Regions from separate parts of the Homo sapiens genome. Here regions 2 and 3 are each linked to region 1. A link is a loop called in an ENCODE intact Hi-C map of the cell type or tissue named here. Cell type or tissue: dorsolateral prefrontal cortex. All regions are shown on one strand. Each heading gives the region's core, and the rest is flanking DNA. Links, peaks and the distances in the headings are about the cores only.

The links. Hi-C counts contacts between places; a loop is a spot of excess contacts. Peaks named below come from ENCODE experiments on the same cell type or tissue, not always from the same donor. Only the 100,000 strongest peaks of a DNase experiment are listed, where the experiment ranks them.
Region 2: a loop joins it to region 1, with 3 times the contacts of the local background. A loop is called at or near these places in 17 of 110 quality-filtered maps.
Region 3: it touches region 1 in a loop (3.0-fold over the local background); 27 of 110 quality-filtered maps call a loop at or near these places.

Annotation. Positions count from the first base shown.
Region 1 is chr11:64,649,322-64,659,199 of GRCh38, reverse strand. NRXN2 (neurexin 2) reads left to right here. Exons shown (of 23, transcript NM_015080.4): 12 at 5,478-5,504; 13 at 7,046-7,165; 14 at 7,564-7,945; 15 at 8,562-8,752. Among named protein-coding and RNA genes, the nearest start is that of NRXN2-AS1, 10 kb to the right of the region's middle. RefSeq lists enhancers at 1,522-2,021, 2,022-2,523, 4,014-4,173, 5,135-5,635, 6,978-7,477 and 1 more. In dorsolateral prefrontal cortex, for the core only: CTCF peaks have their summits at 5,941 (motif pointing right) and 8,102; DNase peaks (open chromatin) are centred at 5,919, 6,119 and 8,065; H3K27ac peaks cover 1,586 bases.
Region 2 is chr11:64,718,428-64,728,305 of GRCh38, reverse strand. NRXN2 (neurexin 2) reads left to right here and starts at 5,109. Exons shown (of 23, transcript NM_015080.4): 1 at 5,109-5,335. It overlaps RASGRP2 (RAS guanyl releasing protein 2), which reads left to right. Exons shown (of 17, transcript NM_001098671.2): 16 at 946-1,010; 17 at 1,175-1,395. The coding sequence ends at 1,004. RefSeq lists enhancers at 2,171-3,009, 4,219-4,268 and silencers at 4,649-4,948, 4,935-5,229. In dorsolateral prefrontal cortex, for the core only: a CTCF peak has its summit at 4,681 (motif pointing right); DNase peaks (open chromatin) are centred at 4,665 and 5,065; H3K4me3 peaks cover 3,191 bases; H3K27ac peaks cover 1,263 bases.
Region 3 is chr11:64,484,010-64,493,887 of GRCh38, reverse strand. No RefSeq gene overlaps it. Among named protein-coding and RNA genes, the nearest start is that of LINC02724, 40 kb to the right of the region's middle. RefSeq lists an enhancer at 3,396-3,897. In dorsolateral prefrontal cortex, for the core only: a CTCF peak has its summit at 3,890 (motif pointing left); a DNase peak (open chromatin) is centred at 3,897; H3K4me3 peaks cover 420 bases; H3K27ac peaks cover 491 bases.

The DNA.
Region 1 (9,878 bases), core at 1,369-9,368:
TTTCAGACTGGCCTCTAGAAGCTTATAAAGGTGTAGCACCAGCCGTATAGGAAGCTTGCAGGTCATCAGGGTCACTTGTTGTATCCTGGACCTAGAGGGGAAGCAGGGCTCTTCTGAGCAGGTTAGAATCCTCGACTGGAGAGAATACAGAGCTTTGACCATTTTTTTTGTTTTTTGAGATGGAGTCTCGCTCTTTCACCCAGGTGGGAGTGCAGTGGCGTGATCTGGGCTCACTGCAACCTCTGCCTCCCGGGTTCATGTGATTCTCTGCCTCAGCCTCCCGAGTAGCTGGGATTACAGGCACCCGCCACCACGCCTGGCTAATTTTTGTATTTTTAGTAGAGATGGGGTTTCACCATCTTGGCCACGCTGGTCTTGATCTCCTGGCCTCGTGATCCACCCGCCTCGGCCTCCCAAAGTGCTGGGATTACAGGCATGAGCCACTGTGCCTGGCTGAACTTTGAACTTTTAAATACTCATCTGGAGTCTCATCCTAACATTGGTCTCCGGGGCATTTGTGGGACAGACTGTGGCCTTTGGGGAACCCATTGCCTTGTAAATGTATTTATACTATGTTCTTTCCTTTTCCCCTTTTGGCCACCTGGCCTTTGTATTCCTAGGACAAAGATTTGCTGAGAGAGGTGGGGACTGGAGGTGGGGAGATATGCAGGTGGCCAGGGCCTCAGAGTTGTTTGAAGGGTTCCCCTCAGCTCTGTTTCTAACCACGATCACAGCCTGTAGAGCGGGTGGTGTGCAGCAGCTCTGCAGGGGAAAGCAGGCTGGGAGACACTCTAGTCAATGCTCCACAAGTCTGCACAATGCTCCCTTGCATCCCTGAAACTGTCACAAGAGGATAGCCCCAGCCAAGGACCCCATAAGTGGCTCTGTACTTCCAAGTCTGCCCAGATTTGTGTATCCAGTGTGAGTTCCCCCCTACTTTGCCTGGGCATATGTGTGTTGTCTGCATCTAAACACATGTCTCTGTGCTTGCTGGGGACACAGCAGGAAAAATCTGGGGCCTTGGATCTGCAGGGAAGGCAGATGCATTTTGCTTATTTGGACTGTCCTAGGCCCCTGGGAAGAAGATTGTGTCTCTTAAGATTAGACAGGAAACAATGTCCTTGGTCAGGAAAACCTATCCTGTGGGCCCTTGGGACCCACCCTCTCCTCTCCATGGGCACACTTTTCTGTCTGTGCCACATAAGTGCTCAGAAGTCAGATAACAAGGTGGCCTCTTGGAAGACACATCATGTTAAGAATAGGCTTCCCAGACTGACAGATAACAGGACTCTCCTCCCACCCATTTCTTACTCCTGGCTGTGCCCCTGCCCCCATCTGTAGACATGTGTGTGCTGAGATGCCATCTCTAGCATGACTCCTGACAATCTGTGACCAAAGGCTTGGTGCAAATGCATCCGTCTACAGATTCCTCCTCTGTAGGCACTGTGGACACGCAGGTGGCCCCTACCCAGCCACCAAGCCTTGGGTTGGGATGGGAAGAGTTCTGGGCTCCGGGCCAGAAGACCTGGGGCCTAACTTTGGTATCTTTTACTGTTGGGTAAGTCATTTCCCATCTCTGAGTCTCTCTCTCTTTTTTTTAATCTTTAAAATGGAGATAAGAATCTTCACTCTGCCTACGTCTGTGGTGGTTTTGAGGCTCAGATGGAAGAATGGGAATGAAACCATTGAAACCATTGTGTAGATGCAAGACCCATAGTAGAGACCCACCCAGCCTTCTTGAAGGAAAACAAAACCATATTGGAATAGAGACTTGAGTTTGGAGCCAGGCCTGGGGGCCACTTCCACATAGCATGGACAGACTGGAGTTGTCCTCTACTAGGTGTGCCCATGGGGTCCCAGCTGTCAGTGCAGCTGATGGGAAAAGTGCAGTGTAAAGAATCTCTGAACCACAAGGCGTCACCTCCTTCAGCCTCCTGGCCCACGTGAATCACTTCAAGAGCCCCATTCCTGTCCCCCATTGCTTGCTCCCCAGGACTTGCAGGGCCTCACAGACCGGCAGCAACACCAAGGCCCCAGGCCTGGGCTGGACTCACTACTGGGGAAGAGAGAGAAGCCTGGTGAGGCTTGGTCTCTGGCCTCATGATCTTATCCTGTAGAGGGAAGCTATTGCTCCAGGAGGCAGCTCTGCAGCTCCACAGGCACTCAGTGGATTGAAACAGGCCCCAGGCTGGGCCTGAAGAGGGAGCGGAGGCTGCGGGTGACCACTAGGTGGGATCGCTTAGTGCTAGCCTCAAGAGATGGGATATTTGCTAGATAAGAGAGGGACAAAAAGGCACTGCTGCCTCTTTCCAGGCAGAGGATCCTAAGGAACTTATCGTGCCTCCTGCTGCAGCTTCCCAGCCCCCACTATGTTTGCAAACACTGAGCAAGTTCCTTGAGCTCTGCTGTCTGCAGCCCCTGAGTTGGGGAGTTGATCTCTGTCCCTAGAGGATGGTAGAGTCCCCTGGATTCTTTGCCCTATCCCAGCATGGCCTGGGCCCCTCCCTGGAGGGGAGGAGAGGACAGGCCAGGCTGGGCACTGTCCTCTACTAGGTGTGCCCCTGGGGTCCCAGCTGTCAGTGCAGCTGACCTGAAGGGTGTGGTGTAATTAAAGAATCTCTGAGCTGCAAGGGGGTTACCTCCTTCAGCATCCCTCCCCACCCCATGAATCACCCATACACTCCCTACCAGTGGGAGGCCTTCTACCTCCCACCTCCAAGATCCATTCTGATCATTGAGTGGTTCTTTCTTAGTGTCACCCTGCCCTTCTGAAATTCCCACTTATTGTGAAATTCCCACTTATTGTGAAATTCCCGTTAGTTCTGCCCCTTGGAATCAAACGGAGAAATCTAACTCCCGTTTGTGTTTTAAATCAGGCTAAATACACATTGTATCCCAAAGCCCTTTAATCCCTGGGGCCATGGGAGGGTACATTGCCTTTCCACCTGAGGCTGATCAGTAATTATCAGGGGGGCTGCTGGGAGCCAGCTCTGAAGGAGGGCTATGACAGAGTGCATGCTGCCACTCTGTGATGTCACTTCTGAGACAGATGCCTGGGAGCCTTGGGCCCACTGTCTCCAACCCACAGGGCCTGGGCGGGGAAGGAACCCAGGTGAGGCAGGGCTGGGAAGCCAGTGTTCTTTCCCCTGAGTTCCTTTCCATGCAGACTGCTTTGTCTTACCTCCCCAACACGTGTTCATACTACGACCCTGCTCTCTCTGTCCAGCCAGGGCCTTCGTGGGTCTGTGCCACGAAGACCACTCACTTCTGCCTATTCCCTGCACTTGAGGCACAGGTCACTAGTTAACAGGTTACTAGTTAGTGCCCCCTGAACTTTGGTGAATGTGTATGTTGAAGAGGCTGGGTTTCTCCTGCTCACTCTCAGTCTCTGGCTTTCTTCTGGATGGGGCTGGCTTCCCTCTGGGTGCCCATCTTCAAGTCGTTTGCTCTTGCAAACCCTACTGGAGCCTGTGTTTCTGAGGGTGGAGTCTCTGCAGGGGTGGGCCTGGAGCTGACACCTCTTCTCTGGACAGATGGACCCCCCATTCCTGGTGCTCCCTTGCTGGGGAAGGAGAAGAATCAAGCTCCTTCTTTGGGTCTTTTCCCCAGTAGGGGACCTGCTTGCCCATCCAGCCTCCCCTTTTTTCTTTTTTTGGACCCTTCATTGGTGAAGACTCTGCTGGCCCCGAGAGAGCCCCCGTGACCTGACTCCAGGGCCTGGCACCCTTCTACCCTCACCCTAACAGTCCTCCCCTTCCTCTTCTGTCCAGCCTCCCCTGTCCCCTCTGTGCAGCCGCTCCTTCCTCTGCTCCGTTTTCTTCCTCTTTTCTCTCTGCACTCTCTCTACCTCATTCCTCTCACTGAGACTTCTCACTTCCCTCTGTGTCTGCCTTTTGACCTTTTTCTGCTCCTCTGCTCCTCCCTTGGTGCCAGGCTGTGGCCCAGGGTCCTGGCTGCTCGCCTCCACTCTTCTGCTGCGGTTGACAACGCGTGTGGAGCTCAGCTGTACTGCCGAAGGGCCGTGGCCCTCAAAGCCACAGGGGCATCAGTTTACCTCCACTGCAGGAACCTTCAGGGGCCCAGGGGATGCAGCTGCCCACCCCCTTTGCTTCCTGGGCTGTGGGGTAGGCAGAGCCTATTTGGGGTGGAGCGACAGGAGGCCAGGGTATTGGGCCTGTCAATCGAGGGCCGGGAGACTGCCCCTCTCTGAAAGGCAAAGCCAACCCAGTGTCTACCTGCTGCCTACTTCCTGCTCAGGATCCTACTGTTATCCATTCCCTCAGCTCACATGGAGGGAAGCTGAGGCATGGAGAGAAGTGCTTTGCCCAGGGTCACACAGTGAGTTAGTGAGTGTTAGGGTGGAGATGAGGACCCAGCTCCCTTGCTTCCCAGTAAAGGATTTCTGCAGCTCCAGCCAGTCCCCTCCCTTGGGCTGCGTCAGGCTTGGCGTTTGATGGAGTGGTGCAGACATCCTAAAGGCCTTAAATCTGGACTTCATAGGACCCTGGTCCACTGTTCCCTCTGCAAGACCTGACTGGCTCCCACCTTTGGGTGGTGTGTCTAACCAGAGGGATGGCCAGAGGCTTCAGGGCCCTGGGCTGCTGGCTCTGTGTAGCCACACGGGGCCTTCCCAGTCCTGAAATCAGAGGATAGCAATGCCAGGACCGGACTGGGGCAGGGGCAGGAAACTTTGCTTATGGTGGCTGCTTGTCCCCAACTGCTTTGTGTTCTCAGAGAAATCATATTTTGGGGGCTGCACTGTCTCTATCTGTGAGGCCTTGGCTCCTCTGACTAGGAAAGCAGGTTAATACTAGGTCCTCTTCAGGGTGAAGGACTCCCATGATCTATCCCCAGTAGCAGCCTGGCATTTCCCAGGATTGGAAAGGGTGGAAGGAAGGTTCCTGTAGGGGTGGTACTAGCCACTGGGGCTTTGGGAGGTGTATGGCCTCGGGAAGGGGGCCCTGGGGCAGACCCCTCCATTTAGCTCAGAGCCCAGAGGGGAACAGGGAGTGACAAGTCACACCTGGGCTCTGAGGAGGGAGTCGTCCCAGAGCAGGGGATGCAGGGATTCTGGCTCTCCCCACCCATCTCCCTCCCAGAGACAGGGGAGATGTGGGGTTGGTCAAGCCCTCGGCCCCCATTGATCCCCTGTACGACTGGGATTCCCAAGGTGCCCGTCTCCCTCAGACACTAGAGGCCTGGTACCCTCTAAGAAGGGGGCCACAAGCCCTCTTCCCATCATCTGACTGCCCTGCCTTCCAGCTCTGGGGAGGGTTGGAGCCCTCTTGGGGGCAGGAGGGACAGGGGTCCAACTGAGGAAGGGAAGAGGGCACCTGGGCACGCGTGGTCCCCGGAAAGTGGCCCTGGGGGGAACCCCGCCCGCAGACACCCCTCCCTGTGAAGGATGTAAAAAAAAAAAAAACTTGTTTTACCTTTTTGTCTCCCCTTCCCCTCTGCCCGCCCCATGGCCCCCCCAGACTGCCTGCGCGTCGGCTGCGCACCCAGTAAGTGGCTTCCCTCTTCTTCTGCAGAGACCCAAGGGGACTGGGATGCTGGACGCTGGGATTTAGGGAGGGAGGCTGGGAGGAAGAGAAGCCGTGATTGCTGGCTCGAATGGGGGTTGGGCCTTGAGTGTGGGGAGGGGTGCAGGCAGGAGGGTGAGGTTGGGTGGTTGTGGAAGGCAGGAGGGACCAAATGAAGCAGAGCCAAGGAGAGCTGGGGGAGGGCCTGCAGTCAGGATGTTCACTGGGTCTAGGAAGGGAGAGACAAGGACACCCTTTACCCAAGTCAGCAGGAGGGTGGGGAGGAGGTAGAAATCAAGGGCTGGGGCAGAGTCTTGGGTAGCACCTGTGGTCCTATGGACTGGCAGGGAGGAGCCTGAGAGGGGCTGGAATACGCTGCTGCATCTCCAGAATTGGCCACAAGGGGGAAGGCGAGGGATGCAGGAAAGAGGATGAGGGTGGGAAGGGAGCCCTCTTCAGCTCCTGTGTTAGCTGGGGTGAGTTTCTGCCAAATGGGGGCTCCTTCTATGGTGACAGTGAGGGCTCTCAGCAGGGGTGAGATGGAGAGTGAGCAGGTGGACATCTCCAGACATCCCAGTGCGCCTGGGCTCAATGCTGTGTCTCAGGGTGTTTCTGCATGGTGTGGCTTGGGGTCACATGGGGGAGCACATGCACGTGGTAGGCCCAGGCAGAGAGACTGTGTGTGCTGGGCGCCCTGCTCTTCATGTGTGTGTGGCATGCTGTGTGCGTGCTGGAGCCCTCGGGGTGGGGGGGCAGGGATGACCAGAGAGTGCTGCAAAGTCCAGCAGCATTTGAAAGATAAGTATGTTTTGTTTTAGACTCTGGAAGCTGATAATCCTGGTCTTGAGTAAATGGCCATAGTTCCTAAGAAACAGAACCTTCCCCTCTCTGGCCATCCTGCATATTTATGGGCAGTACGTGTGGTGGCGTGACTTGGTGTGTGACGTTAACCAGGCATGTGTATGTAGAAAGGTCCCATCGGGTCCCATTGTAGATGGAGGAGCTGGTGTCTGTGTAACAGAGGCCGAAGCTGTGGGCTCGCATTTACATTTGGGTACTGTGTGAAGTTTTGAAAGTTTTAGGTCTGTGTTTACACCCTGGGAATATAGCTTCTGGCCACACTCACTGAAGGCCCTTAGGAATCTGGGGGAAGAGTATGTTGGTCATAGGTGTGGGTGTCTGTGTGCAGGGCCTCAGGGTACAACTCCAGAGGCACCATTCACTTAATATTCTATGTGCATGGCACCTCCTAAAGTCACACAAAGGGCAGTCCTGAGAGTGGATGTATGACTGGGGTATAAAAGCTCTGCGTGTGCATGGACTCCAGGTGTGATGGGAGGCTATAAGTGTGTGTACTTGTATTCATGGGTGTGTTGCGTGGCCAAATATGAGCCACTGGTCATGTATGTGTTCATGTGTGGCATGTGCGGGGATGGGGAGGCTGTCTGTGTATCCAAGGTGATATAGGAAGTCACCTATGAGCATGTATAGGTGCCCTCCTCATTCCCCCCTTGGTGCCGCAGGTAAAGGCCCCGAAACGCTGTTTGCGGGGCACAAGCTCAATGACAATGAGTGGCACACGGTGAGGGTGGTCCGGCGTGGCAAGAGCCTGCAGCTGTCTGTGGACAACGTGACTGTGGAGGGTAGGTGGTCTGGGCCCAGGGAGGTGGACACATCTCCAGTGACCTATGCTTGGCCCTGTTCTACTTGGTGACTACTGCCTGGGCTGCCATTCCTAGGGCAGTGTTCTGGCAAGCTGCCTCTGCCATTTCTCCTTCAGGGGTGGAATGTTATGGGCATCTGGACCCCAGGAACGATTTCAACTCCCTGTAGGCAGCATTCCCCTGGCAGCCTGTTGGCTCTTGACTGGCGAGTCCTGCCACTCCTCTTGGAGCTGTGCTGGCTGCTAGTGCCTAGCCGAGGACATCTCTAAAGATGTCACTCATGGGTGGCCCTCCTGTGGAGGGGAGGCTCCTGGGAACCCAAGCCCCAGCCCTGCCCCAAAGCCATCCCCCTCATCTTGGTCTCCTGTCCTGAGCAGGACAGATGGCAGGAGCCCATATGCGGCTGGAGTTCCACAACATTGAGACGGGCATCATGACGGAGCGGCGGTTTATCTCCGTGGTGCCCTCCAACTTCATCGGGCATCTGAGTGGGCTCGTGTTCAATGGCCAGCCCTACATGGACCAGTGCAAGGATGGTGACATCACCTACTGTGAGCTCAATGCTCGCTTTGGCCTGCGTGCCATCGTGGCCGATCCCGTCACCTTCAAGAGTCGCAGCAGCTACCTGGCACTCGCCACGCTCCAAGCCTATGCTTCCATGCACCTCTTCTTCCAGTTCAAGACCACGGCCCCTGATGGGCTTCTTCTGTTCAACTCGGGCAACGGCAATGACTTCATTGTCATCGAGCTGGTCAAGGGGTGAGGGGCTGGGGATTGCACTGCTGTCAAGGAGGTGGCCCCCTCCCCCTGCTGAACCACATACAGCTCTCCTGGCTACTGGCCGAGGTGTCCAATCCCCCCAGATCACAAGTCAAGATTCAGGTCCCCGACCGTAAGTCGAGAGGCTCCCTCTTCAGCCAAGATGGAGAAGCACACCCTCTTCCACTGCTGACTCCCCAGCTGCTTCCTTGCCAGAGTTCCCTGTTATATCTGTTCTCTGTCCACTGTCACCTTCTCTACAGGCAGAAGTCAGTCTTGCCCCTCCGTTGCCTTAGGGGACCCCACTCCAGAGCAGCCCAGTCCCTGCCTCCAGAGGACCCTGCTGACCCACAAACCTCTCCCCTCTAGCTCCTCTTCTGAGGTTGTGTCACAAGAGCCGGCTCCTTGGTGGCCCTCCTTCCTTACATTCTCCCCGTGACAGGACCTCACACCATAGCCCTCTTGCCATTGGTTTTGGTCGCTCTCCTCTGGGGTCTCCCTTTCAATCCCTCTTCCCATGGCACCTAGGACCCCTGCCAGCCATAGCTCCTCCTCACCCCACCTTCCCAGCATCACCCCCGCCCTGACCCAGTGTCTCCTCCCTACTGTGGGGCAGGTACATCCACTACGTGTTTGACCTGGGGAATGGCCCGTCCTTGATGAAGGGGAACTCAGACAAACCAGTCAATGACAACCAGTGGCACAACGTGGTGGTGTCCAGGGACCCAGGCAACGTGCACACGCTCAAGATTGACTCCCGCACTGTCACGCAGCACTCCAATGGCGCCCGAAACCTCGATCTCAAAGGTGGGGCTGGGGCCTCTGGAGAAGGCCTGGCCCTAGCCCAGATACCCCTCACCCCAGCGAGATCACCCCATTCCTGCGACGCTGCTTCCCTCGGTTCCCTGCCCCCAGTTTCCACCTCTCTTTCCCTGTCTCCACTATGTCCAGCCTGACATCTTCCTGTCCAAGTTCTGCTTGGCTCTCTTGTGAGTCTGCATGTCACCACTGAAAGCCTGGTTGCAGGATGCGTCTCACAGGGTGCTTGGTGGCCTCATTCCAGAGCTAGGAGTAGGTAACCCAGGCCCTCCAAGGACCTCCTGGGCCTCCAAGGTTGAGAAGCCTATGTTGGTTGAGGGCTGGAGTGAGAATAGGGAGCTTAGCATCCTCCTGGGTGAGGTAGACGCTATGGGGCAGAGGACGTAGCAGGAGCTAGAGTCCCCGAGTCACCTGTCTTGGGCATCGGCTGGGCTAGCTTGGGGACATTTTGGACCTAGGCTTCCCTGGTGTGCTCAGGGTCACATCAGGGTGCCACATTCCCCAGGGCCTCTTCAGTGGTCATTGAAGCAGTCATTGCCTGCCCCCAGAATGGGTGACTGAGAGATCAGGGAGGAGGAGGGTGAGCTAAGGCCTGAGCATTGGGACAGGAAAGATGCAGCTTCTCCAGAGCCTACTGAGGGCAATGTGATCTACTTTCTTGCACATGCCCAAAGCAGCCCTCAGCCCCATAGGAACCCCTGGGCATCAGCCTGCCTCATACTGTCAGAGCTTGGGGAGGGTCCTCAGAGACCATGGAATTAACTGCCCCACTCCCTCAGATCTGAGATCTGTCAGATCTCTTGACATAGTGCTGTGAATTCCCCTTGTTCTCAGAAGGGGGCGATGTGTCACAGAGAATCCAAAGTGGCCCCAAACCCCGGGGGTTATCTTGGCGGGTCTTGTGTTGTACTGAGCCCGTGGCCAGGGCAGCAGACTGACCAGTGTCTTGACTGAAGCTCGGCTGTGGGCTGGCTAGGGCTTCCAGGGATTCCAGGGAGTTAGGCTCTGTGGCAGGGGATCAGGTGTTGCGGAGGAGAACTTCCCAGAGTCCCAAGGCCAAGCCCTAGTTGTTGGGGGAAGGGAGCTGGGCTTTGAACTCCCTAGGAGAGAGCCC
Region 2 (9,878 bases), core at 951-8,950, 70 kb before region 1:
AGTTACAGTCTTATTTTGTTGGAGGGGTTAACAAAGGATTGGAGAAGGTGTTATATGAGCCATTGGCTTGCCTTTCCCTTTCTGGCTGCTCTGGAGGCTCTTCTGGGGAAAGTCCCTTGCCCTGATAATGTCCTGGCAGCTCTCTTGGGGTATTTGATGGTTTTAGGTCAGTTTGCTGAATGACAACTGGCCAAATGATTATTTTGCTGAGAACAGTCCGAACAACTATGTTAAACTGGGGTCTAAGGTAGTTGATCACAACTGTTTGGGTTGGCATAAGTCCTCAAAAAACAGAGGCAGGCACAGGGCATACATCCTCAAAAATAGAAAAGATAAATCCATTTGCATTGAGCCTTCCAGAAGTGCTGGGGTCTAAAATGTGAAATACACACAAAATTGACATTTAAGCAAACTGCGCTGACAAATCTGTGGCTGAAAAAGCTGTGGCAAAACAAAAACATAGAAAAAGAGCCTCAAAAATTGGGCTGAGGCCGGGCATGGTGGCTCACGCCTGTAATCCTAGCACTTTGGGAAGCCAAGGTGGGTGGATCACCCGAGGTCAGGAGTTGGAGACCAGACTGGCCAACGTGGCAAAACATCATCTCTACAATACAAAAATACAAAAATTAGCTGGGCGTGGTGGCAGGCGCCTGTAATCCCAGCTACTTGGGAGGCTGAGGCACGAGAATCGCTTGAACCTGGGAGGTGGAGGTTGCAGAGAGCCGAGATTGCGCCATTGCACTCCAGCCTGGGCGACAGAGAGAGACTCTGTCTCAAAAAAAAAAAAAAAAAAAAAAAATTGGGCTGTGAGGTCATGCAGGGAATTGATTTTTGGTGGGTGGGTCTGCTTCTGGGATGATGTGGATGCCTCCCGTGGAGAGGGGAAGGGTTGATGAAGTCCCAGGGACCTGGAAGTGTGTTCTGCAGCAATCCCCCTCCCAGCAGAGATCCGTGAGGAGGAGGTACAGACGGTGGAGGATGGGGTGTTTGACATCCACTTGTAATAGATGGTGAGTCCTCCCACAGCTGGCACCAGAGCTCCCCACTGAGGGCTGGGGGGGAGCTGGGGAGTATCAGGGAAATGGGTGCTTTATCCAAATGGCTCCAAGCCAGGTGGGCTACTACCTTGTTGTTAGGGGGGTGTCTTCCTCACAACCTGTTTTTCTCTTCCCAGCTGTGGTTGGATCAAGGACTCATTCCTGCCTTGGAGAAAATACTTCAACCAGAGCAGGGAGCCTGGGGGTGTCGGGGCAGGAGGCTGGGGATGGGGGTGGGATATGAGGGTGGCATGCAGCTGAGGGCAGGGCCAGGGCTGGTGTCCCTAAGGTTGTACAGACTCTTGTGAATATTTGTATTTTCCAGATGGAATAAAAAGGCCCGTGTAATTAACCTTCACCATCAGCGCCTAGAATCCCGGGGGGTAGGGGGATGGTATACTTTACAGGATGACAATCTTGGGAGCTAGAACTTTGTAGCCAGAGAAACTTGGGAGGTCTGGAATCTCATGTGTCTGGAGTCTTGGGGAAGAGAATCTTAGAAGCAGAAAACCTTGGAACATAAGAATCTTGGGGAGGGTCTAGGATCTTGAGGAGACCAGATCCTTGGACATCTAAAACTTGAAACTAGTAGGTCTGCACCCGAGAATTGCAGGGCCAGTCATGCATACCCAAAGCCTTCAGCCCATGGCCGAAATTCCCTTGCTGGACAGGGGGCCTTTCAGCCCCTGCTTGGACGCTTCCAGTAACAGGGCCCTCACTGCAGGAATCGTGGGAGGGAGAGGGGCAGCACAGAGTTGCTGGCTGTCGGGGAAGGGAGGGAGGGCCCTGGGCAGTCCGAGGGCCCTGCTGGGCTTGTGCCTCAGGGTGGGGGCTGCACTCCTCCGCCTTGCAGCCTCCTGGCCTGGTGCTGCTGCCAGCCGGAAGGACAGTGACTTCCAGAGGAAATGCATATTGATCCTGCTTTCAGCCTCCGGTGGTGGCTTCTCCCAACCCAGCTCTTCCCTCCTGAGCCTGCAGCACGGAGGTTTTGGGGGTCACTGCTACCTAAAGAAGGCTAAGGCCACTTCTGAGGCTGGTCTGGGAGTTTACTAAAGGTTCTGAAGCTGGGCCGGGCTGCCCCTGGGATCAGGAGACTCCAGACAGCAGTCCTGACAATGGGAACTACCTCCTCAGTCCCCCAAACTGGGAGGTGTCCCACAGCAGCTGTAGGATTGTCCTAGGGGTGGAGACCTGAGCACCTTCCACTCCAAAGCACAGTATCTGTGGGCCTGGCAGTGGCCTCAGTTCCCCCATGAGTGCCCCGGTCCCCCACCCCAGGGTTTCCCCACATCACATCCATCCCTGCTTTGAGACCCCACTCCCCCTGGCCTGTTCTTTATTTTGGGTCACTCCCTTCTCTTTCCTGGTCATATCTCTCCTGCAGGCCTACCCTGTGTTGGGCCCCCCAGCCCTGTCTCTGCATCGGGTGCCCCCCTGCCCCTCCTTCTGTCCTCAGCCCCCTCCGCCCTTCCCCCTCTTGAGGCTGTAATATCCGTTTCACGATTTGGGGGCTGAGTTGCTATAACAACAGACGGCGATTGTGTTGTGAAGAGCAGCTCGCTCCTGTGCCGCCTGCCTCCTGTGCTGCCTCCATCCCTGCAGCCCAGTCGGTTCCTCTTGGCTCCTCTCGTCACTACCCTCCAGTTCCAGTCTGGCCTCTTCCTGGTGTGTGTGTGTGTGTGTGTGTGTGTGTGTGTGTGTGTGTGTATGCATGCATGCATATGTGTGTCCAGGTCTGCCTGCCCGGGATGTGACAAGTAGCGGTCTTCATGGTTGCATGTGTCTGAATTTGGTGTCTGAGCTTCACATTGTATGCGCCTGTGTGCATGTGTGTGCATGGACATGCATGCTGTATCTGCTGTGTTTCCCCTCCCCCATGTGTCCCCACTGGCCTTTGCACATGGGAGAAGGGCATGTGCTCAGCATATCACTCAACTGTCCACATTGGGTGGGTACCTGTGTGTGGTGTGTGTGTGTGTGGGGTGTGTCTTGAAGTGGCAGGTCCCAAATGCTTAGGCAATCTGAACCTTGGACCTTGCAGAGAGGAGAGATGTCCCTGTAGGTGGGAGGGACAGGGAGATGCAGCAGCTGCCCGGTGACCTTTTCTGCCCTTGATGGGCAAAGCTGGGGGTAGGGAAAGGAGACAAGTGCTCATACTTACCTCCCTCCCTGCCCAGGCTCCTCTGTAAGGGTCTGAGTCTGTCTCTGTGAGCCATTGCATCTGTCTGTCTATGCCCTGATGCCTGGATGGACAAGGGGTGTGTGTGTGTGTGTGTGTGTGTGTGAGTGTGAGGAGGCTGCAGGAAGAGGAACAGTGGGGGATGGGCAGGAAAGTGGGCTGTGGGGTCAGGGAGGCGATTTCGCATTCATAGGCCCTGACGCAGCAGTTCCATTCTCTGGCTCCTTCATTGGCTTTGGTGGGGATGCCCTGGGGGTCTCTCCAAGGTCAGAGTGGGCCCTAAGTCTGGGACCTGGCTTAGGGATCACCCTTCTCGACTCCTAGGAAAAACTCCTTGCAGCCTGGGTCCCCCTCTTACCCCTTCACAGGCTGGGGAAGGAGTTTCCCACCCGGGGGGTTGGTGTCCGCATTAAGCCACTCAGTAATTGACCACTCTCTTTGAAGTGCCTGGGCAGGGGTCCAGGATGACTGTGGGCAGGTCCCCTGGGTGCAGCTGTTCTGGGCATGCATTAATTGCCTGGTGTAGGTACCTGTGTGCACAAGTGTGTGTGTTCTTGGGCAGTATATGCTTCCTGTGGGTGTGTTACCATGGTGGGGCATTTCTGCAGGTGTTCTTATGTGTCTCTGGGAATGCCCAGTGTTCACAGATATGTGTGCATGGCTGTGAGTGCCCCAATGTCCATGCATTGGTGGTTGAATGTAAGTGTTCTTGCATGTTGCCTCTGGCTAAGGAAGTGCCAACTACCACCAGCTGTGCAGATCACAGACCCTGCAACAGAAACCAGGGTCCTGGAGTGAGCTGGCAGAATGGTCTGGCACACATACACACACACACTCTGTCTCTCACTGTCTCATTCAGCAGCCCAGTGACCAACCTCGGGGTATACACACTAAGTGCCAGTGTGTGTACACTTTTATTGGCGGAGTGAGTGAAGGGTGTCCCCCAGTCCCCCACACTCATACACATGCACAGTGATGCATGTACCCTTACAGGAGAGACCTGCGCCCCCCAGCACCACTCTAACTGAAACTCATGGATGGGAGGAGGAGAACAGAGAAGGGGGCTGCTGCCAGGTGCCCTCAGTCACCAGGCATGTGCAGGCGCAACCCTGCCCCCACACCTACTCGTACCTCGGTCCAGGGTTCCAGGCAGAACTGAGAGTTTGGCCTCAAACTCTGGGATTCCCATGAGGCAGGACTGGGAAACCCCCAAGTTCCTAGGTCTACCCCGCCCCCATCTCTGCCTTTCCTTCCCCCACCGCCTCCGTCTTTATCCCAGCAAAGCCCCTTCCTCTTCAGTTCTGGGGGCTCCAAGCCAGGGGCCCTCCGGACGGTGGGAGGTGGGGGCCAGGCTACCGACTGGAAAAAGCCCCCAGCAGCCATGGACCCACCGAGTCCCCCTTCTCTAGGCTCCTCGAAGCCCGGGCCCGCCCCTGGGGGTAGCCAGCAGAGGGCGCTGCGGCCCAGGCCCCGCATCAGCCCTGCTCTCGCGGCGTCCCAAGTCGGGGTCCACAGCCTCTCCTTCGGCTTGTCCCAGCCCCGCGCTGCGCGAAGACCTGCTGGCCGTGGGGGGAGGGTGCGGGACCCAAGGCCCCGAACTAAGGGGCGAGGGGCGAGGGGCGAGAGTGCTTGGGTTCCCGGAAAAGACACTGAGGCCGGGTTTGGGGCCCGCCTGGTTGGGGGCCCGGGCGCCCGAGAACCTCGAGAGGCTGGGAGGAGCGCGGGTGCTGGGGCCGGGACGCCTGGGTCCCGCGCGAGGGAGGGAGTGGGCCTGTGGAGCCGCTGGACTGGCGGCTTCTGAGCCCTTGCATTGGCTGCGCTGCTCGCCCGTCAGCGCAGCGTGGTCCAATGCGCGCGTCTCGGGGGCGGGCACTGGTGCTGATGCTGCCGTCAGTCGGTGTTGCAGGGATGCGGCGGCGGGAGCAGCCGCCCTGACTCGCGGAGCATCCTCCTCGGAGAGGCACCGCGGCGGGGCGGGCGGGCGGGCGGGGACGCGGCGGGGAGGGAGAGAGGCGCGAGGCGGCAGACACCGCTAGCCCTGGCTCTGCCACCCGTCGGAGACGGGGCGGCCCTGTAGCTCTGCTACCCACCCTCCAGCTTCTGGCGCCCCGAGAACCAGGTAAAATGGGGGGGGGGGGGCGCTGCGGCGGAGACGGGCGGGGGGCGGGAGCCGATCGGGGGAGGGGAGCGGATCGGAGGGGGCGAGGGAGGCAGGACGGATGAATTGGGGGGCGGGGGCGCCGCGCTGAGAGGGCTGGCCCGGTGACAGCGAGGAGGCAAAGCCGCTGGGGGCTTGGGGGTCGGAGGCTCCTGTGGAAGGGGCACTGGCCCTGAGAGCTGAGGAGAATGGGGAGGGGTGGGAGGAAGGGTCTTTGGGGGAAGGGATGGAGAGAGGAGGGGCATCCAGAGGACTTAGAGGGGGTTCTTAAAGGGGGGTCCCCAGTCTGTGCTAGCCCCAGAGGCTTGAAGCAGCGCCGGGCCAGAGGAGCTGTTGTGTTCTGGAGGGTCTAACCAGCGAGAAACTGGGCTTCGTGGGAGGAGAGGAGAGGGGGCTGGAGAAGAGAGAGAAGTGGAGAGGGAAGGAAAGGGGCCAGGCCAAGGGCTTCGTCCTGAGGGGACCCACTGAGGACCAGGCTTTCCTGGGGGATGGGAGCCAAGGGGAGAAGAGGTTATTGGGAGAGAGCAGAGGGGAATGTGCCAAGGTGCTCCAGGCAGAGATGGGTCTGTGCTGGTGGAGAGCTGGGAAAGATGGGGTCTGAGGGAGAGGAGCGGAAGCTTGCGGGGGAAGGCTGGGGGTGATGAGACAGGGAGACTGGGAAATCAGTAGGAGGGGGCTTTGCTGGGGTGGGAATGCGCTGGGGGCGGTGACAGGGTTCTGGTCAGAGAGTGCTGCAGGGGGAGAGGAAGCTGCAGGGCCCTTGGCTTGCTCCCCCACCCCTAAAGAGGAAGGGACCATTTCTCATGTCCCAGCCTCCTCCCCCAGCTGAAGCAGCAATCTTCCCTGGGGTCTTTGGGTTGGGGTATGAGCCCTTGAACCCTTGATGGGCTTTTGGGGCACAATTGGCTTTGGGGTGCTGTTGTCTCCTTTACTCTCACCCCCCTCCTGAATCTTGGGAGAGGGCATTCGATGCCTCATTGAGCTAGCAAGGGCTGGGAGGGGCTTTTTCTTGGTGTCTGGAGGTGAAGGAGGAGGCTGTCCACCTGGAATAATGAAATAGATTTTTAGGGGGTGGGTCTTGGGTCCCCAGTCCCTTGGCTGCCCTGGGGGCTTCCAGATAGCCCTGTTTTTTCATGTGTTGGCGGGTGGGCGTCTCTCCTCTTCCATTCATTCTTATCCTTCCCTGTTGTCTACCTTCCCAGTGTCTGGGTGTTCCTTTTGGAGGAGGGTGGACATTAGGGTCTTACTTTCTCTGTCTTCTGCCAGAGAAGGAGAAAGAAAGAAGGGAGAGGGAAGGAGAAGGGGAGGGAGGTCTGCAGTCTGCTAACTGTGAGGCCTTCTGTTTTGTGGGTGCTTCAGCCCCTCAGTCCCTACCTCCTCTTGCTTCCAGGGATGGCTCTAGGGATGCTGGCATCTGAGGTGTGGCTGGATCTTTTGGGAGACAGGGGAGAAGGGTCTGGCTGGGGGCTCTTCATTCATGCTAGAGGAAGTGTTCTCAGACCCATCCTATCCTCAGATCCACAGGGGTGGGCGGGATGGACCAACCAGCCACGGCTGCCGGGCAGTTCTTTCCAGCCCAGGCCTGGGCTGAATCCATATGACATTGGAGTTCTGAGAGGAGGGGCTGGGTGCGCGAGTGGCTGGTGGGGACCCCTCTTTCCTTCCAGGCTCAGTCACTACCCAGGTCCAGCTGCTCCCTCCCGCTTACCCTTGCCAGTGACACAGACACTCTGACAATGATACACGCGCTCGGTGGCACCCACCCAGACACACACCTACACAGGCACACACACCTGCGTACACAATACACCTCCTGGCAGCATACAGCCCACACTCCCCACCCAGAGAGGCTGCCACCTCATGCCTGCCTCCTTGAGACCTCCCCCAGGTGCCTTGCTGCCATGTACACAACACACACACGGCCACTACGTGCCCCCAGAGCCCCCAGCGCAGCACTGCCAGCCCTCACCCTTGGATGCACACAGCCCCCATCCAACCACTCACCTCCCCAGGCTCACAGCCATCGCAGGCACACCTGTGCTTCTTCCTCATACACCTTCAGTCCTTGCAACACACCCTCTCCTTCCAGACACCCCATCCCTCCCAGGTCTACACAGCATGTGGGCACACCCTCCCAGACACACCAGTCCCTGCCCCCCAGCAAGCTCATCCTGAAGTACCATGTGCATGTCTGTCTGGGTGCTGAACACCTTGCCCCAGGCCTTTGTGTGTGTGCACGTGTGTGTGCACACCAGCACATGTTTGCTAACACACTTAATGCTGTGGCTCACCCCCTAAACCTCTCTTCTACTTTCTCTCTCTCTCACTCACTTATCTTTGTACCTTCGGCGCAGGGCCTCCTACCCCTCCTGGCCACAACCACGACCCTTCCCAGTGGAGTCCAGCCCCCACCTACACCTGGTTTCCCTGGGAGCCTTCCCATTTCTAAGTGGCCCCACCCCCCGCATTAATCCTCAGGCACAAGGGCCCCTACACCTGCCTGTGCACTGGAGACACTGTCCTTTCATTCGCAGCTCCCAAGCCCAGCCCCCACGGGGATGCCCCGATTGTGTGTCCTCACACGCCACCCACCTTGCTGCTCCATCTGTTGGTGCAGCTCCCTCGCCCCTGCCCCTTCCACACTGATGGGCCTGTGGGCTCTCGGAGACTCATTCAACAAATAGTCTGGTGCACACTTTCAAGGATGTGTGTGGCACCTTGTTATTTACGAAGCTGCTTCCCCACTGCCACCACCACTGTTTGGCATGGTGGGGTGAGGGTGAAGGTGGGACTCCGCTGTGCTCCTCAGTGAGCCTCAGTTTCCTCACGTGTGAAATGGGATCCTCATCCCTACCTAGTGGGATGTTATGAGGACTCACTGAGAGGACAATGATGGCAATGATAGTAGTAACAAGCATGTTTATTGTGTACCTACTGTGTGCCTGGCCTTGTGCGAAGCACTCTGTAAACCTTACTTTGAGGTATTTGTAAGACACATAGAAGGTCCCCGTAAATGGTAGCTATTTTTATTGTCATTATCATAACCTTCCCTGCACGCACACACACGCGCACACACCTGTCATAGATACCTTTAGGAACATTCCCAGGCACCTCATGCTTACTCACAAGGCCGCCCCTGGAAGCCATCTGTCCCCCTCTGCATCACTGGGGTGCACCCGCCCAGGCTGCTGTGCCCCAGCTGTGCACAGCATAGGTAAGCTTGGTGCTCATCCCTCCCACCACCTACCTCCATGCTCCCATGCACCTGTCCTCCGGCCCCCACTCCACCAAGTCATTCCATTGCACCTCTGTCCCCAGCCCACCCGCTTCCCCAGCTCCATGAGGCGGCAGCAGCCTCATCCTGTGCACCCCGAGCTACCAGCTCCTGGGCCCAGCCCGCTCCATGCTTCTCTCCATGACACAGAGAGCTGCTTGGCGACCTGCAGACATGGCCGCTCATGCCCAGCCCACCCTGGCATGGGACTCCGACTTATCTTTAGACCTGTTTGTTCCTTCTACTGCCCTCTGAGTCAGGACAATTGACCAGCAGAGTTGAGGAGGACACGAGGGATAGGGATTAGACAGAACCAAATCTGAATCCCAGCTCTGCCATTTATGATTTGTGGGACCTTGGGTGGGTCCCTTCTCCCCTTTGAGTATCTATTTCCTCATCTGTAAAAGGGGCAGTGATAATACTTGTCTTGCTTACTTTTCTCACCAAGCCCTGGTGAGGATCAGAGGAAACACTAGGCACTCGGTACTGCAAACTGTAAAAGGCCGAGATGAGAAGTTTTAAAAAAATCATTAATACGACACACTTTTTTTTCACACGTTAGTCTATGCCAGGCAGTGTACTAGGAGCTTTATGTATGTTAATTCTAATTTTGACAACACTATTATTATCTCTATTTTATACATAAAGAAAGTGAAGCACAGAGAGGCTGAGTAACTTACCAAAGGTCACACAGCTGGATAGGGGTAGAGCTGGCATTTGAACCCAGGCTTCAGAGCCAGTGCCTCTAACCACTGTGCTGTCTTGTTTTTGCTGCTGCTGAGGTTGTGGCTGGGTGTGGAAAGGCATGGGGTCTTCCCTTTTTTCTGCCAGATCATCACGGCTGGAAGGAAGGGGGAGGTAGGAACTGTTCACCGTCTGCCAATCTTGCCTGGAATTTCACGGGGGAAAGGGGACCCTCCAAAAAACATTCTGCACCTGAAAAGGACCTCAGGGGTCAAGCAGTCTGCTGTCCTCTTCCATATGATTCAAGAGCCTCCCCCACACCGAGCCTCTCTGAGCAGCAGTCATCCGGTCTCACCTCGAACACCCCCACAGACGGGGAACTCACCACCCCCCGAGGCAGCCTACTCCACTGTTGGATGCTTTAGATTGCCAGCCAGCAAGTTTCTCTTTAGCCTGAGCCAGAATCTCCCCCCATAGCACGCACTTCTCCCACCTGTCCACGGGCTGCCTTCTGGGGCCACCAGAATGTGTGTAAACCCAGCTCTT
Region 3 (9,878 bases), core at 563-8,562, 160 kb after region 1:
TGACCAAAGTCACAGTCAAAGCATGATGTCCCATCACCAGTCATAGGATAAATCTATGTTGTGTTCTCCCTGATAGGATACAATGGAAAGAACACAGCCCAACTGCTATGATAGTCCTGCCAAAAATGCGTAACCTGAATCTAATCAAAAGGAAGCATCAGACAATCCTGTACTTGAGGAACATTCTACAAAATAACTGATCTGTGCTTTTCAAAAGCGTCAGGTCATACAAATCAAGAAAAGACAGAGAAACTGTTAGATTGAAGGAGACTGAAGAGATATGTCAACTAAATACAACTTGTGACCCAAGATGAGATCTTGTTGGTACAAAGGATGTTCCTGAGAAATTGCCTAAACATGAATGCAGGATTCTGTTGATTAGATGGTAGTAGTGTGTGAGTGTTAATTTCCTGATGTTGATGTTGCCTTGCTATGCAGGAGACTGTCCTTGTTGTAGGATGTACACCCTAAAGAATTTGAGATAATGGGCATCAGGCTGGTAATTAATTCTCAAGTGGTTCAGAAGGGGAAAGCATGCTATTTGTACTCTTCTTGCAATTTTCTTTTTAAAATTCTTTTTATTTTATAGAGACGAGGTCTCACTATGTTGCCTAGGCTGGACTCGAACTCCCAAGCTCAAGTCATCCTCCCACCTCAGCCTCCCGAAATGCAAGGATTACAGGGGTGAGCTACCTCACCCAGCCCAAATTTCTACAAGTATAAAATCATTTCAAAATTAAAATTATCTTTAGCTCTAAAAATATGAAATAATAGCAAAGAAACTGGTTAAAACATAGACATCTAAATATTGACTATGAAGCAATAATAATAATGTCTAATTTTAGGGATTAAAAAAGATAAAAGTGAAGACAACAATAGTATGTGTAAGTTAGATGGGTTATATAAGAATTAAAGCATTGTAAAGTCCTTAATTAAGAGAATGAATATATTGATTAAATTTAGATTTTGTTAATTTAAGTATACATATAAAAAAATCTATGGTTAACACAGAAAGAATAAACAAACAATAGGAAAAGGAAAAAAGAAAAGTTAGTTCAAATGAAGGCAAGAAAGGGGAAGGAAGGAAAAAGCAGAACCAAAATAAGATGGTCACAAGAAGTCCAGGCAGATGGAAACAAAAAGCAAACATGAGTGGTAATATGAGAGAAAGTGGAATTGAGGGTTAAAGCACTAACTAGAAAAAAATGGACATTACATAATGATAAAAGCCACCATTTATGAAAAAAATAGATCTGTGTCCACAAAACAGTGCCGCAGGTAGACATAAACAAAAGCTATTCTAAATGGTAGGAGACTGCAGCCTGACCAACATGGTGAAACCCTATCCTACTAAAAATACAAAAATTAGCCAGGCATGGTGACACATAAATCCCAGCTACTTAGGATGCTGAGGCAGGAGAATCACTTGAACCCAGGAGGCAGAGGTTGCAGTGAGCCGAGTTCGAGCCACTGCACTCCAGCCTGGTTGACAGAGCGAGACTCCATCTCAGAAAAAAAAAAAAAGAGAAGAAAAGAAAAAAGAAATGGTAGGAGACTTTGATTAAAATATAGATCCATGACCAGGCACAGTGGCTCACGCCTGTAATCCCAGCATTTTGGGAGGCCAAGGCAAGTGGATCACCTGAGGTCGGGAGTTCAAGACCAGACTAACCAACATGGTGGAACACTGTCTCTACTAAAAATACAAAAATTAGCCAGATGTGGTGGCGGGTGCCTGTAGTCCCAGCTACCTGGGAGGCTGAGGCATGAGAATAGCTTGAACCCAGGAGGCCAAGTTGCAGTGAGCCGAGATCACGCCACTGCACTCCAGCCTGGGCAACAGACTGAGACCCTATCTCGGGGAAAAAAAAAGATGCACACACGTATATGTATGTGTATATATTTATGTATGTGTACATGTATACACATATCAATATGTGTAAACACACATATACAAGTATAGTGGGAAATGTCAATATATACAATAAGATACACTAAAATCTTCATACTTAATAGAAATATATCTTTATATCACCTGAGTAGGGATTCATTTTTTCAAGTCCATGGAACACATTCCTGTTCTTAGCCATAAAGAAATCCTTGAGGATGTCTTTATTTATTTTTTATTTTTATTTTATTTTTTGAGACAGAGTCTCACTCTGTCGCCCAGGCTGGAGTGCAGTGGCATAATCCTGGTTCACTGCAACCTCCACCTCCCAGGTTCAAGCGATTCTCCTGCCTCAGCTCCCAAGTAGCTGGGATTACAGGCATGCACCACTACACCCATCTAATTTTTGTATTTTTAGTAAAGATGGGGTCTCGTCATTTTGGCCAGGCTGGTCTCAAACTCCTGACCTCGAGTGATCCGTGCCCCCACCCCCCTCGGCCTCCCAAGGTGCTGGGATTGCAGGCGTAAGCCACCGTGCCGGGCCGAGAATATTTTTTAAACAGGCTTTACCAGCAAATCCTCTAAACATAATCCAAAACAATTGGGAATAATTACTACAGAGATAACCCAAAAATGTTTACAACTTCAAAATTAAGAGACACATTCCTAGCTTACACCTAGCTCAAATAGGAAGTTTTACAACGGCATATTATCCTGCAAGTAATAATAATAATAATAATAATAAAGGACGTTTCATCCCGAAATCTGTGTGAATCCTCAAAAACCAATACTCACAGGAAATGTTAGCACTTTAAAATGCTTTCGTTATTAAAGTAGGAAGATGAGCCAAGCACATCAAAAGAACGAATATGTTGTATTCATCCTAAGAAATTAGGAAAGGAAAACGAAATTATTCAAAAGAAACCAAGAAGAGTAACTGAACCAACACAAAAGCCACACTGATGGAAGGGAGGAGTGGGTCTGCGCCGCGGATGGGCGCTGTGATCAGATGGCGTTTCCTGAAGATGCTGCTCAAGCTGGAGAATGTTCTAGAGAGAGGGTGCAGTGGGTGCAGGAAACTACAGCCTGCTGTCACGGCCAGGCAAGCCACACGCCCATGATGGGGGTCGAGAAGAGCCCCAGTGGGCAGCGTGGGGACTGGGTGGCCACTGGGAAAGGGAGGCTGCTGCAGAATCAGATTCCGTGGGACTCGGGTGAGATCCCTCAGAGGACGCCCTCAGAGCCACAGGTGTTGTTCAGCAGTCCCTGATTGGCACACAGACGGCTGCAGGTGTGGAACAGGCCACTTGCGGAAGCACAGGAATGGAGGCCGGTTGGTTCATCTGAGCAACAGGAGGGTGTGTGCCCGCCGGCACGTGGTCTCCAAAAACGCAGTGTCCTGGCCACAGTGAATCTGAGAAGCAACCATCATTTATGAAAAGGCATGGCTCTCTGGATGCACTTATCAGACATCCACATGCGTAAGTCCAGAAACCGTCAGTGTGAGCACAAAGGAAGACGAAGGACCACGACGCCAGCATCAACACGCCACGGCGAGCTGACAGAAAGGACGAGGGACAGAGGAACAAGGAACTCCCCCGTGACCCCGAGACCTGGGGGCCTCAGGCCTGCTGTGAGTGGGTTTGGCCCCTCCTGCGTGGGAGGCAGGGGCAGTCCCTGCTGCACGGGGTGAACACAAGGTGAGCGTGTTGGGTTGGTCTCCATTGAGGCTGCTCAGAAGGGAGTTCCATTCATTCTTCCCCGGTAACATCCACAGGGTCCTTCCGCATCAGCACACAGCTCCCCACTGCGTGGTCCTGTTCTTGAACTGATGGCCTAACATCAACAAAGCCTCTGAGCCCTGAGACCCTCCTCTGGCTGGGAGCCACGGTATCCATGGCAACCATGGCTGACACAGAGGACGATGCGGACATCGTGGGAAACAAAGCCACATCTGAGTGAAACGCGCAGAGGTGCGGGTACCGGGGTACAGCGCGTGTGGGGCGCCCCCACGTGGTCAAGCAGGATAGAGGCGCATGCGTGTCCCGCAGGGAGTGTGGAAAACTGGCCCAAGCTGGAGTGTCCAGAGGACCATGCCTAAGGAAATGATTTTGTCACATTGTCTCTCGCAGCGCCCTGGCTTCTGGCAGTGACCCTCTTCATCCTGTACCTGTGCTGGGACCCTCTTCCTCCCGTGCCTGTGCGGGACCCTCTTCCTCCCGTGCCTGTGCGGGACCCTCTTCCTCCCGTGTCTGTGCGGGACCCTCTTCATCCCGTGTCTGTGCGGGACCCTCTTCATCTCGTGCCTGTGTGGGACCCTCTTCATCCCGTGCCTCTGTCTGACCCTCTTCATCCCGTGTCTGTGTGGGACTCTCTATTCTGTTGGGCCCAGGGAACACAGGGATGAGTTAGGCTCAGCAGCCCCTTCTTTCTAGGAGTGTATATGACATCCGAGTGAGTGTGTCTAGCTGTTGGAGTTACACCATTCAACTAGTGATTTAATATAATATTTTATGGTAAAACAAAAGCATACTATCTGTAGAGTGGAATGAATAATTTACAGGAATTTTTAAGGTCAAACAGAGACTTTCAAGGACTTTTACACCCAGAAGGGTCATTTTCCACCCCTTTGTACCCCCAGGGACCCGTATTTCCCTCTTCCGTGTTGGGGATGCTTCGGTGCAAATGTTTGAAAAGTATGTCCTGGCTCTAGAATCAGAAAGATTCTGCCTTTGACATATGAATTTGGAGGAGCACAAATGTTCGTCCATAGCATCATTTAATCTCTCTAAGCCTATTTCTCATCAAAAAAGTGGTGATTTAAGTCTATATACCCACAAGGCAAAGAAACCCGAAATGCATTCCTAAACTTCTTAGGCCTCTCGGATTACAGCTGATACTCATCATTGGCAATAATTATATTCTGTAAGGTCCCCTCAAAGACTGAACTAGAACTAGTGGATACTGAATTATTGCTTTTAGGGAAACTTGGGGTCAGGGTCCTGTGAGCCTCTGGTCACATTTTTTTTTTTTTTTTTTTTTTTTTAGACAAAGTCTGGCTCTTTCGCCCAGGCTGGAGTGAAGTGGTGCGATCTCGGCTCACTGCAACCTCTGCCCTCCAGGTTCAAGTGATTCTCCTGCCTCACCGTCCCAAGTAGCTGGGATTATAGGTACACACCACCACGTCTGGCTAATTTTTGTATGTTTAGTAAAGACGGGGTTTTGCCATGTTGGCCAGGCTGGTCTCGAACTCCTGACCTCAGGTGATTCACCCACCTCGGCCTCCCAAAGTGCTAGGATTACAGGCGTGAGCCACCATGCCCAGCCTCTGGTCACATTTATTAGTCAATGAATAAACAATTCTCCTTTATGTGTGTTTCTGTTTAAATATACATCATTTTGTGTCTATTGCTGATTAATTATCTCATGCCTGCACGAAGTGTATCTAACACATGTGTTTTCTCCATGGGGCAGGTTCTTGTGCTTAGAACAACAGATAGCACTTTAGTGCTATTCTGGAGCCAGGGCCATTTTAAACAAAATCACCTAGAAGAAACATGAAAATGCAAAACCATAGCACCAAATAGACTTCGAAAAAATGTGTTTATGACATAAGAGCTGAAGCAAGATGGCAGTTCCTTGTTCAGCCTCAACTGGGAACATACATTCAAAGCATTTTTTTTTTTTTTTTTTTTTGGCCACTGGGCCTGTCCATAAATGAACTCAAAAGGCCCTGACTGGCCGGGCGCGGTGGCTCACGCCTGTAATCCCAGCACTTTGGGAGGCCAAGGAGGGTGGATCACAGGGTCAGGAGATCAAGACCATCCTAGCTAACACAGTGAAACCCCATCTCTACTAAAAATACAAAAACAAAATCAGCTGGGTGCGGTGGCACACGCCTGTAGTCCCAGCTACTCGGGAGGCTGAGGCGGGAGAATGTCGTGAACTCAGGAGGCTGAGCTTGCGGTGAGCCAAGATCACGCCACTGCACTCCAGCCTGGGCAACAGAGCAAGATTCTGTCTCAGATTAAAAAAAAAAAAAGGCCCTGAGTGCTGATTTTGGATTTACAAATACATTTAAGCAAGTTGGCAAATTTGCAAATACAGAATCTGCATATAATGAGGGTGAGGATGAGCTGTCTGTGCAGCTCGGGTCCCTGTGACCCTGTGACTGGCTGTCATCTGTTTGGGTCACTGAACATTTTGCAGTTGTTGGATGTGGGGGCATGAGGGTGGTCTCATGGGGCTCAATCTGCCCCAGCCTCCTCTCAGTCTTGGCAAAGCCATGCTGGAACACTGAGAACTCGATTTTTCTTTTCTCTGAAAAAAATATTTCTACATTGGGGTGATCTTCAATCGCAGGTCTTCACTCTGCTATTTTCTCTCCAATGAGAAAAAAACGAAGTTCACCACTGGGGCCTGTGGCCATTCGTGGACCAGGGATATTGGTCCCCAATGCCTTGGAGAATCGTGGGTCTCCGATCAGGGCAGAGAGAGCATGCCAGCCATGTCCCTGCCCCCCACTCACCCACCCCCTGCCCAAGCTCCGGTCATCACTGCTCTCTGAGGGTGGCTGAGGCCCAGAGCTTCTTCTAAACAGCCCATTGTTCCTTCTTGCTTCTGGGACCCTCCTCTGCTAATTCCTCACAGCAGCACCAGCTACAAAATGTGTGGGTTCCGGTGCAAAATGAAAACACAGGCCTTTTATTCAGAAGTAGTATCAAGTTGGTGGTTGGAAAGCATTGGAACAAGCTTGGGCCCTTCTTAAGTGGCCGCACAGACCCATGAAGCCTGCCCTGCCTCAGAGCCCCAGGTCCTTTTCCTCCCCTCCTCCCACACCATCCTGGTGGTCCTTGCTGCCTTAGGCAGAGCCACGTGTCCATTTTGCGGGGCAGTGGCCCAGCTCTACCTACTAACGGCATTCCTGGCAGGAGGAGAACTATGAGTACTGGCCCAGTGGGCATAGCCCCAAAAAGGAGCTTAACCCATGATCTGGCCAAGTGCATCCACAGAGAGACTTGGGGTGGTCCCATGGGGCTCATGACTAAAGCTGTGCTCAAGGAGTCAGCCAGGTGGGGAAGGAGCATCCACGCAGTGCTGAAAACCCTGTGCAGGGTGCCTCAGGGTGAAGGGAGGTGGATTCGGCCAACAGATGTGTTGAGCTCTATGCATCTGCTGGTGCTGTCCATGGAGCTGGTAACTCAAAGATCAATAAGACATAGTCCCCTTAGAGGAACAGGAAGTCATTGGGAGGCACAAACCCATAAATGAATGATTACAACAAAATGTAATAATATCAACATGGAAGTGTGTACAGGAGGGGGTTCTGACTCCCTCCCTTCCCTCCCCATCCTGCCCTGGCCCCCAGAGGCCACTCCGCAGGTGGCAGATGGTGGACTTCTCAGCCTCCATAATTGCGTGAACCAATTCCCATAATAAATCTCCTCTTATGTCTCTATGTAGCCTATGGGTTCTGTTTCTCTGGAAAACTCTAATATGCCTCTGATACTCTATTTCTTTCAATCCTGAGCAGGAGCTGTTGGCTACAATGAAGTTTCCTCAGACATATACATGTGTGACTGTCACTGTAACCCATCACTCGCAGGGCTCCATGTGGCCCAGTCACTGCTTGATGTAGGACTGAAGGAAATGGCAGCTGGAATCCAGAAGCCACAATGATTCACAGAGAGCTTTGCCTAGAAGGCTACCCATAAATCCAGTGTAGGCTTCTCTTCCCCATCTCAAAGTTTCCCAGGCACAGAAGTTGCTGAAATCTCTCCACCTCTCCCCTCATTGATATCCCCCACCAACCAGGGGGAACCCCAAACCTTTCTGCAGCCAAAAATGACTCGGCCAGGCACGGTGGCTCACACCTGTAATCCCAGCACTTTGGGAGACCGAGGCGGGCAGATCACCTGAGGTTGGCATTTGAGACCAACCTGGCCAACATGGCGAAACCCCATCTCTACTAAAAATGAAAAAAAAAGATTAGCTGGGCCTGGTGGTGGGCACCTGTAATCCGAGCTACTCAGGAGGCTGAGGCATGAGAATTGCTTGAACCCAGGAGGTGGGAGTTGCAGTGAGGCAAGATCGTGCCGCCGCACTCCAGCCTGGGCACCAGAGTGACACTCTGTCTCAAAAAAAACTCTCGAGACATCTTTTCACAGGAACTGGACTGAGGACCTCATTGCCACCCATGGGACCCCAGGGAGCACGTAGTTCTCTCTCTGCTTTTCTTATGAGGATCGATGGTGGAGTTTCCGGTGAATGAAACTCTCTACCTGTTGCATCCACGTCAAAATAGGTAAGACAAAGAGGTGTTGCCTTGAGCCATGCGATTGGGCTGTTTTTGGATGATGGGACTATGAGTGAGTTTTCCCCTTCCGCTTTTTACCTCTCTGTACTTTCCATGTTTCCACCAGGGAGTGCCTTATTACAAAAATGATCAGAACTAGAAGACAAAAAAATAATCAAAAGGGAAATAATTAGGCTTGAATTGACATGTAAGATCCTATTATTGGCAATCAGGGATCAGGCTGGGAGTTCAGCTGGTGGGTGGCCATTCTTCGGTGCAACAACTATTTATTGGATGCCTTAACGAGGTGCGGGAGAGCTTGGGGTGAGAATGGACGAGATCTCTGTCTCGTGGAGCTTCCCTACCCGAGGCGCAGGCGGCCACCAGCCAAACTCCCAGACAGATGGAGGCGCCGCCCCACTGGGATTCCTCAACCAGGCGGTGAGTGTGGAATACGGGACCCAGCCTGGGGTAGGGCTCAGAGGCAGGAAGCATGGGAGGAAAGGGTGGGGAGGATGAAACACACAAATCCCAATCAAATACAGCAAAATGTTTGCAGTTGTCAAATCTGGGCTGTGAATTCTCTGCACTCTTCTATATGTTCAGATTCTTTTGCTTAGATTAAAAAGTGGGTGTGAGGTGATAGAATGGAGACAGCAGGAGCGGACGGCTCTGCTGAGGAGTTTGGCACTGAAAGGGAACCGAGAAATGGGTTGTGGCTGGAAAGGGTGGTCAAGGGAAAGACTGGAGTATTTTTTGTTTTGTTTTGTTTTTAATATTTTGTTTTGAGGTAGCAGAGGGGGAGAGACTGATACTGAGCGGGAGAGGAGGTCTGAGAGAAATGCTTCCTGCATTGTAACCTCAGAGGCATTCAAACCAGAGCAACTCCATCTTGAGTAGGGGCTGGGTAAAATGAGACTGAGACCTACTGGGCGGCATTCCCAGGAAGTTTGGTATTCTAAGTCCCAGGATGAGATAGGAGGTTGGCACAAGATACAGATCACGAAGACCTTGCTGATTAAACAGTTTGAGGCAAAGAACTCAGCCAAATCCCACCATAACCAAGTTGGTGACAGAGTGACCTCTGGTTGTCCTCACTGCTCATTATATGCTAATTATAATACATTAGCATGCTAAGAGACACTCCACCAGCGCCATGACCGTTTACAAATGCCATGGCAACATTCAGGAGTTACTCTTTATGGTCTGAAGAGGGGAGGAACCCTCAGTTCCAGGAATTGCCCACCCCTTTCCTGGAAAACTCATGAACAATCCACCCCTTGTTTAGCATATAATCAAGAAATAACTATAAGTGTAATCAGTGAGCAGCCCATACCGCTGTTCTGCCACTGGAGTAACCACTCTTTTATTCCTTTACTTTCCTAATAAACTTGCTTTCACTTTGTCAGACCTCTGAGCCTAAGCTAAGCCATCATACCCCCAGTGACCTGCACTTATACATCCAGATGGCCTGAAGCAACTGAAGACCCACAGAAGTGAAAATAGCCTTAACTGATGGCATTCCACCATTGTGATTTGTTTCTGCTCCACCCTAACTGATCAACATACTTTGTAATCTCCCCCACCCTTAAGAAGGTTCTTTATAATCTCCCCCACCCTTAAGAAGTTTCTTTGTAATTCTCCCCACCCTTGAGAATGTACTTTGTGAGATCCACCCCCTACCACCAAAACATT